Linked DNA regions of Homo sapiens: regions 2 and 3 are each linked to region 1. A link is a contact called in ENCODE Hi-C data. All regions are on one chromosome and are shown on one strand. Each heading gives the region's core, a stretch centred on a gene start or an enhancer-like site at or near the end of the contact. The rest is flanking DNA. Distances are from core to core; before and after follow the strand shown. Region 1 overlaps MAP3K4 (mitogen-activated protein kinase kinase kinase 4). Region 2 has its middle 90 kb from the start of PLG. Region 3 overlaps AGPAT4 (1-acylglycerol-3-phosphate O-acyltransferase 4).

Region 1 (5,134 bases), core at 1,555-4,054:
AGCTTATAATTATTTTTATTTCTAATGATGAGTAAAAGTTTATCCATGTGGGCTAATTCGTCTCTTTATATATATTTGTTTTCTATCTTTATGCATTCTTTTTTGTTTTATTTAGTTCAGGACCGATAAAATATGCTATATAAATCTATGAGTGAAACAGAAGACTTTATACCAGAAGACATAAATCAGGCAGGCCTCATCCACTTACCTACTTTTCCAAGACCTGGTCCTATTCATTTCTTATATAAAACTTACCAACTGATGTTCACAGCATCATGAATGCGGATAGCTAATAGTCTACTCTAGAATACAGAATGTGATACAGGCAGTGATTTTTCTGTCCCCACCAATTGAACTATATACTTAACAAGAGTTTCTGGTTTGTTCCTAAATCTATTTAGATCTTTACTTTTTAATTGTGATTGTGTAACTCAGTAGACTATTATACAAATCTATGAAATGTGAGTGTGAAAGAGAATTGTAGCTTCTACATAAATTAACTTGGAATGCTTTGCAAAGTGTCAGTATAGGTGAGTAACATTAAAAAAAAATTGCCTTCAAATTAGGTGTAAGAGAGAACTGTGAAAGCTTAGGAAGAAAAATCATGAACATCCAGAAAAATCGCTCTACAAAAGTCTTTAAATTCTTGTTCTATTTTAGAGAAATAGAGTGGAGATTGTAGATGATGCATTGTGCAACATCTGATAAGCCAGAGAGTTGACTCGGAACTTCCATCAGTGGACCCGCACTAAAAGACAAGGCTGTAGCCCTCATTAAAGTAGTGGTTGATTAAAACCCACTCATGGGTTTAAAGCAAAAATAAAATGTAAGGTTTGTATGTGTGGCAGTTACATATTACAGTTTAACAAACCATACCAATGTTTAACAGCTTAAAATAAAAACCATTTATTAGCTGTCATGGTATTGAGTGGTTTTTCTGCTACTTACGGTGTTGGCTGCAGAGCAGGGACAAATGGAGATCCAAAATAGCCTCACTCATAGGGTTAGCAAGTTAAGTTGGTGCTGGCTGTCAGCTGGGAGCTCCCCAAGTTTGGGCTAGCTAGCTTCTCCTTCATGCACTTCTCCACCTAAGTTGGGCTCCTTACCTGGTGGCTAGCTTTCCCAGCAGTACACAGGTGGCCTTCTTAAGGTTTAGGCCCGGGACTGGTCCAGTGTCATTTTTGCTACATTGCTTGGGTTAAAGCAGTCACAAAGTCATTCCACATTCAAGCGTAGATATGCAGGTTTGTGACCATGAGGAGGCCGGTTTCATCAGGGACCCCCAAAGTAACAGCTGCCACAGTATATTTTTTTTGTCTGCATGTTTCATTGTTAATGTTTTTGTATGTATGTTTAATTAACTGTCCAAGCACAAGTTCCAGTGGCATTGGATAAGACTTCTAAATTAAAGTGTTTACAAGAAAACAATAATTTGATTAAAACTTGTATTCTTACTAGTAAGTGTGGGGGCGTAGGGATTTCATTATTGGCAAAAATCAACAATCCTTCATTCTTGTAGCCTTTAAAAAATATATTTTAAAAATAGTGAAATGTTATTGTATTTTAAAAGGATTTGGATAATGATTAAATCCAAAGTATAGAAGATAAACTTACTTGATTTGTTTATTCAATCAGCAAGTAGTTTTGAACACATAATCTGCACCAGCCACTGTTCTAGACACCGGAGAAGCAGTGGTAAGGATGACAGGCTCCTGCTCTTCAGTAATTGTTGGGGAGATAGCTTCTTATTCATTTCCATAGGAAATCTTTTTTTTTTTAAATCTACATTTGTTTTAAAAAGATGAATTTTCATTAAAAAACAAGTCTAAATGTCTATCTTGAAAAATAAGCAAGATTAGTTAGGTTTGTAAAGACCCTATGCTCTGAAACAGTGCAAAAGTTAGATAGTACATGTTGGATAAGCTCGAGGTTTGACCGTTCACCTGGAGGTGAGCTGATAAATGTTCAGCTGTAGATTGATGATAAAGATAACTAACATTGATAAATTGACTCGTGTAATATGGATAACTTATTAATAAATTGGCTCTTGTAGTATGAACCAAACATACAACCTCAAACTGAGCTTAGCTCCCTTTGATTAATACTTCAGGCCAAGCAAGCTATACACATTGTTTAAAGAAAAAGGAAACCTAGAAAATCTATCCCTTCTGCCTATGTCCCTCCTCTCTTTCCCCCAATAGCAGAAATCTCCCTAATACTTATTACCTAATAGAGAATAGGTGGAGGTGGATGAGAGAACTTCATACAGATGAATATTATACTTCACAAGTGGTTAAAATATCCATTTATTTCGAAGGATGTCGCTAAATGAAGTGTTTTGGGTTTTTTTGGCGGGGGTGGTGTTGGGGGGCAGGGGTGGCTTTTGCAGAACCACAGATGTTTTCAGACTCATCTAATCCGACTTCATCATTTTACAGATAGCTATTTCAGGCACCATTGTGGTTTACCTAATATGTCAGAGCAGAACTATTTAACCCTAAGTAACTTGAATTTTTGTTTTGTTTTCTTTTCACACATTTTTCCTCTAAAACCTACACCAAACTCCCTTGGGTTGAGTTCAAGACATACTTTGCCTAGACCAGACTGTAGTGTAATAATAGTACTTTAGCAGGGTTTTATGGTAAAAGAGTGAAATGTTTTACGTGACTGTCAGAAGTTTAGTACCAGAAAGACATTTCACATTTGCATGTTATTAAACACAAGTAAGACAAATGTTTCAGGGCAGCTGATGTAGACCTTGTACTACTTTGCTCATCCCAAATCATTGGTATACATGTAAACATTCTGAACTGGTCGGCTGACCACATTAGCTCATCTCACATGAACGATTACAAAATGAGGTTTTGGATGCTTACGGTTAGTTAATTGAAATGATGCAAGTTCTTTTGAACTTACCACTAGTATTTTTCTGGATTTTGTGTATAAGTGTTTTGTTTGTTTGTTTGTTTGTTTTAAAGAAAAAAGAATAAAACTTTGCTTGATTTCTTTCCCTCCTATTAATATGTTACTTCTAAGCTAAGGCCCTCAAACTAAGTTTTCTCTGGCTGCTTTTAATATTCTTCTCTTCGTCATTGGTTTTCAGCAATTTGGTTATGATGTACATAACAACAGACTGGGAGTTTTCTTTATAGTTCTTTAGCTCAGAGTTTGTTGGATCTGCGAGCTTATGGTTTTCTCCAGATTTGAAAAATTTTCAGCCCTTCTTCAGAGATTTGTTTCTGTGCCTCCCTTCTCTAGTTTTGGACTCCAGTAACACATGGTTAAACTGCTTGATACTGTCACACAGGGCACTGGTACCCTGTTTTTTTATTTCTCCCAATCTTTTTCTCTCTGATTCATTTTCAATAGTTTCTGTTGCTGTGTCTTCAAGTTCACTGATGTTTTTCTGCTGTGTCTGGTCTGCTGTTAAACCCATATTTCAGATATATTTTTTATCATTATAATGTCTACTTGAGTCATTTCTGGTCTGTTTCTTTGGGTTTTTCTCCTGGTTTGGATCATATATTTTTTTCTTTGGTATTTTTGTTTGTTTGTTTGTTTGTTTGATTGAGACAGGGTCTTGCTTTGTCACCCAGGCTGGAGTGCAGTGGTGCCAGCTCAAGTGATCCTCTCGCCTCCGTCTCCTTGAGTAGCTGGGACCACAGGTGCATGCCACCACACCTGGTTAATTTTTTGTATTTTTTGTAGAGATGGGGTTTTGCCATGTTGTCCAGGCTGGTCTCAAACTCCTGAGCACAAGCAATTTGCCCACCTCAGCCTCCCCAGGTGCTGGGATTACAGACATGAGCCATTGCACTTGGCTGGTAATTTTTTGATAGGATGGAAAACGTTGTGAATGTTATTTATTAGGTGCTAGACTCTTTTTAAAAGAAAGTTTCTTTAAATACTGTTGGATTTTGTTCTGACATGTAGGTGTTACTAAGTTGCTTGGATGGAATGTAAACCAGTATCTTTTCCAACAAGTGAGAATACCATGTTGACTGCATTAAGTAAATCCTAAGAAAATATTAAATTCATTTTAATTACGAATTATAAGTATAGTGGCTGGTAGTACCATATGACATTTTCCTAACTCGTTTTCTGTGATGCTTAATGGGTAAGGAAGGATAAAATATACTGTGTTTTGTCTTATTTTAATATTTTGTTTATGACAGTATTCATCTTCGTTTCAGTGTGATTTTTAAATGTTTACTGCTAGAATAATTAGATAATTTAGAAATACTTTGAAGTCAGTAGTTGTTCATTGTGTCTATGTGAATGTATAAGGATAAGACAGATGACTTTTGGTTTTGTAATAAATGCAGATCGGAAAACAAGGGACTGTTAGCTTCTATAGAATTATTACAAGGATTTATTCTTGTACTTTTATTTGACAGTACAGCCACATTAATTTTTCCATGTGTAGAGAAATAATTTGTCTACAGTTGGAGGTTAGCACAACACAAATATTCTTCTGGGTCCCCAATGTAAAGTCTTCATAAAAGTTAGCCTTTTTATTATATGTACTTTCTTAGACCCTCTTTATCTGCTAAAGCACAGGACTCAATTCCCATGGCATGTAGATCCCACAAAGGTACTTCTTTATTTATTTTTAAAAAATCAGCTGTGCTTGTCTTTTTAGATCGTGACGCTCCTCAGGTCGGGGGGCTTGATATTTGGATCACTGAGGTTTGATATTATCAGTCCCTCCTCACAACAATTCTCCTCCACTTTCACTCTGCATTGCATTAATTCATCATCCACACAGTACTGCTAGATACTAGCAAAACAGACCATTTTATATTTTTCGTAGCCCTTTGTTTCCATTACTTTAATTTTAAAAACACCTTTACAACTGAATTTCCTGAAATGGTTAGAATGTAGACCTTTAAAATTCCAGATTATTAGTCTTAATAGTCTTAGAAAGATTCAATAATGGATGCTTCACCCACCAGGACGGCTGAGACATGGCCTTAGCTTCTGAGTTCACATTCCTCCTCACCACAAAGGATGTGTTTTGAAAGAGATTTTGTTTGCTATTTCGTATCTGACTTCATTTTTCTAATTATCCTGTTATTCACTGCTGTCTGGCTTTGATGTATTTAACTGACTAAACATTTATGCTATAGTTTCC
Region 2 (5,134 bases), core at 837-3,336, 240 kb before region 1:
GAACCTCAGAAAGAGGTGAGAAATCCCTGGGCAGCGGGGTGGTTGAACCTCAGGAAGAGGTGAGAAATCCCCATGAGGGGAGTTGAACCTCAGAAAGAGGTGAGAAATCCCCAGAGGGGGAGTTGAACCTCAGAAAGAGGTGAGAAATCCCCACGAGGGGGCGTCGAACCTCACACAAAACTCCTGTAGTAAGAAAAATATTCAGAAGCCCCCTTTCCTTTCTTCTTGGGTTAAGAAAGAGTAGCTCCACTCCCACCAGTCCTTCCCCTAGGGGAAGGGGAAGGGGAAGGAAAGGGGAAAACAGCAGCATAGGTGGCTGGCAGAGACAAAGGAAAGACCAGCAGAGAAGAAAAAGAAACTAGGAGAGGAAGTCAGAGAGAAAGAAAGCAAAAACAGCAAGCACAGAGCCAAACAGCCAGGCAGGCACACCAAGGGTTAAGTATCTCTCCCCAGCCCAGCTCTATGTGAAAAAGATGGTGGGGACAGGCACCTGGAGGAGAGCAGAGGAGGTGAATGGGCATAATTCTTGCAATTTGCACCCAGCACGAGAAACTAAGTGTAAGAAGAAAGGAAAGAAAGTAAAAAGGGGAATTGGGAAAAAAAAAAGAGAGAGAGAAACAGAAGGCAGTGTGTGCACGGGGGCAGGGCCCATAGAAATTGGGAGAAGAAAGGGAAACGGGATGACAGAGAGAGAGAGGAAAATAGAGTGCAAATGAGAGAGAGAGAAATAGAGGGAAAGAGTAAGTAAGAGAGAAACCAGAAGAGACAGAAATCAAAGAAAGACACAGAGGGTGAAACTAGGAAAAGAAATAGTGTAAAAAGAATGCAGAAAGTTAAGACATGTTGAAGATTGTCTGTGAAAGTCATAAGAAAAACTATAAAAGGGAATTTATGCAAGAAATATTGTATAATTTAAAAGTAATTACACCTCCTGAATATAAATTATTAAAAAATAGTTTATGTACAAGGTATGTAAGAAAAATAAAATATACTTTTAATAACAGGATTATAAGGAGGCATAAGAATATGGATTTTTACCTACATTAAAGTTTAAAAAAAATTTTGTTTTAAAGGTTTAAGCAAGTTTTAAAATGTTAATTGTAAAGGAAATTCTGTGTGTAAACATATTGGCTAAAGTTAAATGGGTATCATCCAGTTTTTCTGTGAACTGGACATTAAAATAAAAGCACAATATATTTTTCTTAAAGCACTAAACTGCTCTTTAACAAAAATTACAAAAAGTTAAAAAAAGTCTATAAAAGTTTTACCTTATAGTCAGACATTAAAACTGGATAATGTCTACAAGATTTTATTATAATTAAGTTTAACATTAATAGCACATTAATATAAAGGTAAAATTTAACTTATCTAGTATAAAATCATACAAAAACATTGCCAAACATAAAATGGTGTTTAGCTTTCTTAAGGCCTGAAGGCAGCCAGGTAAGTCACAAGGCCCCTCATCCCCAAGGCCACAATGCGCAGGGGCGGTAAAGGCCACAAGAAGGCCAAGACATTAAGACGGGGCAGGGCCACAGAGTCCCCTGGGTGGTGCTGAGCAGGAATGGAGCAGTAGGCATCACCATGAGGCCTCAAGCCCCAGTATATGCAGCAGAAATTATATACTTAATTTATCTTCCACTTTCCCTTCCCTCGAAACTAGAAGTCTTTCAGCACAGGTACCACCCCTAGAATTTCCCGTACATCAGCACCAGCCTGCAAACCACGTCCTCATCAAAAGCTAGAAAGAAGAAACTCAAGCCAGCCTGGGAAGAACCCTATTTTATGCTGTTAACCACTGAGACTGCCATCTGCACAGCTGAGAAAAAAAAAAAATTGGACCCACCATACTCAAGTCAAGAAAACATCTTCCTCTCAGAATCATGGGTTACTGTACTAAGATCAAGCCCTACTAAGTTAACGTTAAAGAAAGATTAATTTTCATATACGTTCTATATTTCTTCCTTTCCTTTCCTTATTCTGTTACTAGCTCCTTTATTAATAATATAACTAAGTCTGACTCACCTAAGTCTGACTCACCTATTGCCTTTAATACTTGCTCTGTCATACCTTGAGGAAATGTAAAAGATCAACAACAACTAGCCTTTTCACACAAATATTTATGCCCCAGCACTCTAGTTGACACAGTTACCCCTAGCACTCATTGTTGTAATGACCTGCAGCCAAGACGCTGATCTTCTGCTCCTACCGCCTGGCAACCTTGTAGTAAATGGGACTACATCCCTTAAACTACCCAGGAGCAAAGCTGGATTTCCACGAAAAGGTTTCTGCAGATCTAAAACCCCTCATCTATTTCACTAAAAGGACTACCCCTTCTAACTGTCAGCCTTATCTATATAACCCTGTCCTTCTCTTTATCACCCCTTCCACCTTAACTAACTCTAGACCTGCCCTTAGTCACTTCTATGGTATAAGAATTGACATAAATAGAAAAGACTCCCCGACCCCAGGTATTTTAAAAATATATATTATTCCGCCATCTTCCCCTTCTTCGGTAGCCTCAGATCTAGATCCCACAACAGTTGCTCCTACATCTAATAAAGCTAGGGTGTCTATTGTAAAAATAAGAGATCTAAAACAGACCTTAGCCATCAAGACAAAATATCAAGATGCAAATGCCTGGCTGAAATGGACTAAATAATCCATTCGCACTTTAAATAAAAGCGATTATTATACTTGTACACACCGTAGGCCTGAGGCCCAGATTATCCCCTTTCCACTCCGATGGTCTCCTTGTCGACCAGATATGGACTGTATGGTGGCTGTTTTTCAAAATCCCACAGCTTGGGATAATCCAACATACTGAGCTCTCTCTGCTATATCCTGAAATTCAACACCCTGCGGGTCAACCCCTGAGGGCAATCCAGCTTCCACTTCTGAATGCCAAGTTTACTTCATGCCTCTCACGGCAGGGGTAAAATTTAGTGTTCCTTGGAAGCATAAAAGGATGCAAGGAGCTTAAGCCTTTCCAAGAGCTTGCCCATCCGTCCTCCCCACACACATTTATGGTGGTACTGTGGAAGACCTTTACTGGACACTCTGCCAAATAATTGGAGCAGTACTTGTGCTCTAATCCAATTGGCTATCCCCTTCACCCTGGCATTTCATCAATCTAAAAAGGTAAAAACAAAACACCACAGGCCAAGAAAAACTCTTTATAAGTCTTTTAATCCTCAGGTTTACATAAATGCTATTAAGGTCCTGTGAGAAGTGCCAAATAAGTTTAAAGCACAAAATGAAACAGCTGCAGAATTTAAATGCATGTTATTCTGGTAAGTATTAAAAAAAAGTAGACTAAATAAACTATATCTATTACAATCAGCAATAATTCATAAATTACACTGAGGACACCATCAAAGAGATGGCTAAGCAGTTAGGATCTACCAGCCAGATGGCCTAGAAAAATAAATTTTAAAAAATAGCTTTAAATATAATATTAGCAGAAAAAGGAGATGTTTGTGTCGTAATTAAAACTCAATCTTGGAACCTCTGCAGAAAAAAATTGATTCCTCGGCAGTGTCATGAAAGCAAACCAGTTAATAAAGCTACAAAATTAATGGCTCAATTGTAACACAGTGGTGATGCGTCTAATTCCCCACAAAGACCAATAAATTAAATGTCTTATACAAAACTCAATATTGTACCTTTTTTCCTAATAATACTGCCCTTGATGGAACTATAGCAAAAGCGCTACAAAGGTTAACAGCCCTATCCAATAAACTTGCCTCAGGAGGTCCTGACCAGACATGTGCCCAAGGTGGTCAGAGCACAGTTTGGTTTTACACATTTTAGGGAGACATGAGACATCAATCAACATATGTAAGATGACCATTGGTTAGGTCTGGAAAGCCAGGAGGGAGCTTCCAGGTCATATACAGATAAGAAACAGATGGTTGCATTCTTTTGAGTTTCTGATGAGCCTCTCTAAAGGAGGCAATCAGATATGCATTTATCTTAGTGAGCTTCAGATAATGGGAGGCAGGTTTGGACTAAGCAGTTCCCAGCTTCACTCTTCCCTTTAGCTTAGTAATTTTGGGGCCCCAATATTTATTTTCCTTTCACAATGCATAAGTATTAGGCCACAGAAACAGCAAAGTCTTAACAGAAATGGTGAAATCTTACTAAAGATAAGTTATCATGGAAGGTTCCAAATAAACAACACTGCACTGAAGAAATGCATTTGAAAAATAGGGCTCCCAAATTAGTCTCATCTAGGGATGTCTATTGATATTCAGAAGCTTCTAAAAAGATTTCAATATTTTTATTTAAAGATTTTATGAAAGGCAAATAAAAAGCTTAAGAAACTAATTGATAAGAAAAATTAAATCTGTTAATCTTTGCTTAGTTACTATTCCACCCTAAAGGTAGAAAGAAAGCTATCCTAGATAAGGTATTTATAAAAGTTAAGCCCTCAGGTAAAATAGACTTGCTTCTTGTTCAGACCTATCCATGCGGGAGGCCAGGCATAGAGGATGCTTTCTTGGCTCTGTTCCATAATGAGTTCCCCCTTGAACTCAGTAATTTTAACCAAGAGACAGTGGCTACATTAAAAAGAACACCCTATTGAAATAAAATGCACCTTTCTGGAATTTAATTGGCTACTTTGAAACTCTTTTGTATAAGAAATTTCCATCTATAAAAGAAATCTCAATTTTTAAGGATGTCTGCCTACATACAATAGAAACTCTAACCATTCTTTTAAATTTAAATAATAAGTAATGCCTTTGTTTAAGGTGCTTTTCTATCTTAAGTGAACTTTTACTTGAGCAATTTTTTTTTCTCCTTGATTTGAACAAATAATGAATCAATACTTAGGCTGAGAATCTTAGCTCTGTGCTTATGAAATATACATCCTTTTTGTTACACCTAAGAGTTGTCCCTTTAGAAATGCAAATTTGTTGCTGAGTTAACAATTGCTTAGGGAAATGAAACAGGTAATAGAAAGATTGATACACCAAATGGAGAAAAGAAAAAAGTATTTTAAAACTGGCAAAAGCTATAAGATCTGCTTCTGTTTGTTTGTATGTCTATATGTGTTATGTGTATGTGATATCTGGTAAATAAAGATAGTTTTTAATTTATTGGTAAAATAGAAATGTCTTCAAAATTATCA
Region 3 (5,134 bases), core at 1,271-3,770, 140 kb after region 1:
TACAGGCGTGAGCCACTGCACTGGGCCATGTGCCCCCCATTTTTAATCACTCGTTAGTGAAGCATGCATGCAGCAGAGGACTCACTCCCTCCCCACCCCATCCCTACCCTACAGGCAGGTGGATTTGGCCTTGACTCCAGTAAGCCTAGTGTTGTAGCTCAAGCGGCTGTCCTTGGAAACTTTTCTCCTCCAGGCTGGAAGCTGGAGGCTTGATGTGGAGCACCAGAGCCCTCTAGAAGGCATCACAGTCCAGTTTTTACGCAGTGAGCACTGCGGGACTTTGGACAAATTAACCTCCTAACACGACAGTGCCTTCATCTTTGGAATGGGGTTGCCCCAAAGGGTTCTGTGAACATAAAGCACCTAACACATAGTATGTGCTCAGCGTAGAGCACATTGTAAGTTCCCAGCAAACTGAAGCTATCAGTCTCCTTAAAAACGACGAAAACCACTCCCCTTCCTTCTCCAGAAATGAACAATAAAAAGTGTCTACCTATTTCTAGGAACTGAGAAAATATCAAGCTCCCATTCAGTTGTCCCACCAGGCCATAGCATTGCTGGAACCAGAAGCACAAGTCAAGGAATAGTGACGCATCCTGGGAGTTGGTTGTGGGGGCAGGAAGGCGGTGGTGGGGTGGGGGGCTAGGGTAACAACATGCAGCCTGGCAGGGCAGCCTGACAAAGGGACAGAGGGACAATTTGTTACCATGGGGCACGAAGATGCCTGTAGTGCTGGGCTGAGTTTTTCCAAGCCCGAGGATGGGAAGGATCAATCTACTCCATTACTGGCCAAAGGCCACAGATAAGCACCAAAGCACAACTCCACAGGGAGTCAGGGAGACAAAGCTGATGCTTCCAAGAGACTCACATTTCGTTTGTGTCACAGGCCAAATGCCTCTCTGTGGGACTCCTTCCTGCCTAAGGCCACTCTCACCGCCCCCTACCCCACTCACATGTTCCCCAGTACCCTCCACAGCCCTATCACAGCTGTGACCACAGCGTGAGGTTCTCTCCCCTACTATAGAGCACGGGCGCCACGAGACAGCAACTGTACTGTTTGGTTCACCCCGACCTTAGCCTCGACTCCAAGACTCAGCAAGAGCCTGGCACATGGATGCTTTCAACAAATGCCGCGTGATTACCTAATGCGTTCAAGCACTCTGCGAGATACAGGAGATGATTAAACATTAGATCAGATCCTGGCACCCCTCCAGCTTACTGTCCAGGGAAAAGACAGCTACACAACCACAAAACAACATGACAGGGAAAGGAGAAAGGCCTGCTAATAGGATGGCTGCTGAATATTGTCTTCATGGATTTGGGAGTCAGACACATCCAGGCTCCGATCCCGGTGGAGCCACTTACTAGTTGTGAGACTTCTGGCATGTTTCTCAATGTCCCCCTTCTCTGTAAAGTAGGGACAGGTAAATGCCGTTAGAGATGCTGTGGATATTAAATAAGAGCATGGACTCAAGGCACCTAGCATGACATGGGGCATAGCAGGCAATCAATAAATGGACAGCTTTTTAATTACTATTATATGCCTGATAATTTTATCACACACAAAGGCTCTGTGACCACTGAAGGGGAGAGGAAGGGTGGGGAGGAGACAGAGGCAGATGGAGAGAAACCCAGAGAGAGAACATCACAGAGACTTCTGGGTTACCAGAGTAAGGAGTTATGATTTATGATTTCATTCTAAAGGCAATATAAAAACCACTGGAGCATTTTTAAATAGACACACACCAACATCCAATTTGCATCTGAAAAAAAAATCACTCTGATTGAAACAAGAACAGACTGGAATAGGGAGGCCAGTTAGCGGGTGACTACATCAGCACAGCGAGAGGGGATGGTGCTGGGACCAGGTGGGGGAAGACCAAATTTCCCACTCACCTCAGCAGGCTGCTCACTAGACAACTAAACTCTGAACCTCACTGGATAAAAGAGCTTGATTTCCCTTTTTTGTTTTTTCCTTTCTTTTTTTTGAGATGGTGTGTCACTCTGTCATCCAGGCTGGAGTGCAGTGGCCCAATCATACATAGCTCACCGCAGCCTCAACCTCCTGGGTTCAAGCAATCCTTCCACCTTGGCCTCCCAAAGTGCTGGGATTATAGGCATGAGCCACCACGACTAGCCCATTTTCTTAATCAAATGATTTCACTTCTTTTTTAATTCACAGAAACACATTTATACAGTCACATTGTAAAATGATTCAAACAACCCAGAAGTATGTACAAGAAAATATAAAATTCCTCTAACTAGCTTCAGGATGTGTTACGCTGGCCTGGACTACATTTCCCAAACTTCCCTTTCTTGTATATTTCTGGTTAGAGGGCACCACAAGAGACACTCTTGGGAGGTTTGCAAGGTGGAAAGGAAATACCACCATTTTGTAGGTCACACATGTTTTTGCTGATCTGCTGATTCACGTCTTCAGCACAAAGCAGCGGCTAGGCCTGCTACTGCTCCTCCTTCCCCTGGATCCCCGCCAGCTTCTCTGAATCCCAGGCCAGGTGGTTGTATTTTGCTCTGTGACCAAGATCCCAGCTTCTGCAGGACATCCACACCATCAATGCCAGATGCAAAAGAACTGATGCAAGTTTTAGCCCATTCTCATGAGGCTCCCGCTTGTGCTTGGTGGTTCCAACATCTTGATCTCTCCCAGTTTATATCCATCGCCCCTTCCTGACCGCCTGCCCTGTGGACTGCAAGCTCCAGCATCACATGCAGATACAACTTCCCTACAGAGACTGCTAAACAAGCCCCCACAGCTGAATAAGGCCAATGAGATGATGTCTACATATCTCCCAGTGGTTTAGCTTCTTATTGAACCCTGACCGAGAGACACTTCCTCTTTACCGCCCCAACCTCCCTCCCTTCTCCAAGGTTAACCATTATGAACAGTTTGGAAAATAGTCTTATAGTTTTTTCCCCTAGGCATTTATACACATGCGCGTGCACACGTGCGCGCGCGCACACACACACACACACACACACACACACACACATACACATATACTCAAAAAGCTTTGCCTTTAGTTGAATGGCTTACCAGCTGATGTTTTAGTTGGATGTTCTTATGTAAATATACTGCACATGACTTACAAATATCTCCATGAATTTAGGTTTCATTTCCTCTCCTGTGTGGTTGCTTTCAATGCTATCAGCCAGAGCCTTCTCTCTACAGCTGCACAGCCAGCTCCACCTGGCAGCCCCTTCTTGTGCTGAAGAGCCCTACAGGAGCTGCTTCCATTTGAGGTGGGATGTCTGTCATTCAAATTAGATGCCTCTTTTTACCATCATGCATCAAATGCCAGGGCTTTCTAACTGCTCAGGGCTCAGGGCATGCAGCATTTCAAGTACGTTCAGCCTGTCCTTCCACTCTCACCATCAGTTCACAGTGGCTGCAGATCTTGGAATTGCTCCATCTCGTTCTCTTCCCACAAGATTCTGTCCCTGTACGCTCACTCCATGGAAAGGGCAGTGTCACCTCCTTTCAAAGGACATATTATTTAGAACCTCCAATTTAACTCAGAAAGTTACCAGTGGGCACCTGAGCAATCCATCCCGACCAGAAGCTATCAGCAGGTGCTGCACAACAGAGATGCTTGTGAGAAAGCAGGGCTTTCTGTTGTTTAGTTAAGGGAAAATCACCTGTTGAGAGTTTCAGGTTGCAATCCTGTAACTAGCGTTACAATGCCAGGAGCCCTACGAGGGTAAATCTAAGAGAAGCAAAGATAAGGTATTTGCTGTTTGTCTTAGTCCATTTTATGCTGCTGTAACAGAATAGTTGAGACTGGGCAATTTACAAAGAACAGAGATTTATTTCTTATAGTTCTGGAGGCTGGGAAGTCCAAAGTCAAGAGGGCTGCATCTGGCAAGGTCCTTCTTGCTGTGTCATCCCATAGGGGAAGGCAGAAGGCAGAAGGGCAAGCAAGCATGTACTCAAGTGAGAGAAATAAGGGAAAGCGGCTGAACTCATCCACTTAGCAGGAACCCACTGACCCACTCCTGAAATAATGGCATTAACAAGGGCAAAGCCCTCATGACCTAATCACCTCTTAAAGGCCCCACATCTCAACACTGTTGCATTGGGAATTAAATTTCCAGCCGCACATGGTGGCTCATGCCTGTAATTCCAGCACTTTGGAAGGCCAAGGCAGGCAGATCACAAGGTCAGGAGATCGAGACCATCCTGGCTAACACAGTGAAACCCTGTCTCTACTAAAAATACAAAAAAAAAAAAAAAAATTAGCTGGGCGTGGTGGCAGGCACCTGTAGTCCCAGCTACTCGGGAGTCTGAGGCAGGAGAATGGCATGAACCCAGGAGGCTGCACTTGCAGTGAGCCAAGATCGCACCACTGCACTCCAGCCTGGGTGACAGAGCAAGACTCCATCTCAAAAACAAAAAACAAAAAACAAAAAACCAAAAGTTTCCAACACATGAACTCTGGGGGACACATTCAGAACATAGCATCCCTGAAATATTTACCTTCTTGTCTAGGCATCCAAACTAACACATATTAAACAACCAGAAAAAGCAACCAAGGCTTTAACTTCATAAGAATTGGAGCCATTTGGTAGTTAATTGAAAAATAGTATATCTGGGAATGAAAACAATGCATCAAATCAGAATAAAAACAGGAGAAGAGGAAAGAGGGAAGGACTTATGACCTCCTAGAGAAAAGCCCAGAAGCTGTAAATGACCTGCACTAAGAGGAACCCTCAGTGCGAGAAGTGCAAGGAGGAAGGACATGGTCAGCGGAGATCCCAGGATCTGCAGATTCTGGGTCTTGCCCTTTAGGGTGAGTGAATACCCCAGCCACAGACATGTCCACTCAGGGCAGTGCCCACCACACCTGCCGAGCACAGGGGGCACCCCATCCAGGCCTGGGGTACACACAGACTGTGGGACTCATCACAGTGTGGAGAGGGCATCCCAAGGTGCACACACTACAGGGAATCCCAGAGAGCCAGGGGCACCAAAGAAGCCTGTCCCTAGCCAGGACGGCCACCTGGGAAAGGCCAGCTGGACAGAAAGGCCACAGGACAGAAAGGGAAGCCTGCCACCCACAGAGATGTGGTCAGGGCTTCTTCAATATCATATGGCAATTTTTGAAACTTTTGTCAT

The links. Hi-C counts contacts between places; a loop is a spot of excess contacts on that map. Pooled maps may share reads with other maps.
Region 2: a loop to region 1 is called in a map with no recorded cell type, with 17 times the contacts of the local background. The contact joins two enhancer-like sites. A Hi-C loop is called at or near these places in 14 of 37 single-sample maps with no recorded cell type and 4 of 50 pooled maps.
Region 3: a loop to region 1 is called in a pooled map, with 7 times the contacts of the local background. The contact joins two enhancer-like sites. A Hi-C loop is called at or near these places in 5 of 37 single-sample maps with no recorded cell type and 4 of 50 pooled maps.

Annotation. Positions count from the first base shown.
Region 1 is chr6:161,026,892-161,032,025 of GRCh38, forward strand. All of the region lies in intron 1 of MAP3K4 (mitogen-activated protein kinase kinase kinase 4), which reads left to right. Among named protein-coding and RNA genes, the nearest start is that of MAP3K4-AS1, 37 kb to the left of the region's middle. RefSeq lists an enhancer at 2,521-2,620. Within about 2 kb of position 2,805, at least 2 of the 41 ENCODE cell types and tissues checked have a DNase peak (open chromatin) inside an H3K27ac peak, as active enhancers do.
Region 2 is chr6:160,790,010-160,795,143 of GRCh38, forward strand. It overlaps the pseudogene LOC107986665. Among named protein-coding and RNA genes, the nearest start is that of PLG, 90 kb to the left of the region's middle. RefSeq lists an enhancer at 1-401. Within about 2 kb of position 2,087, at least 4 of the 41 ENCODE cell types and tissues checked have a DNase peak (open chromatin) inside an H3K27ac peak, as active enhancers do.
Region 3 is chr6:161,167,497-161,172,630 of GRCh38, forward strand. The region is part of intron 2 of AGPAT4 (1-acylglycerol-3-phosphate O-acyltransferase 4); the gene reads right to left. Among named protein-coding and RNA genes, the nearest start is that of AGPAT4-IT1, 8.1 kb to the left of the region's middle. RefSeq lists enhancers at 549-1,144, 2,321-2,615, 3,017-3,126. Within about 2 kb of position 2,521, at least 3 of the 41 ENCODE cell types and tissues checked have a DNase peak (open chromatin) inside an H3K27ac peak, as active enhancers do.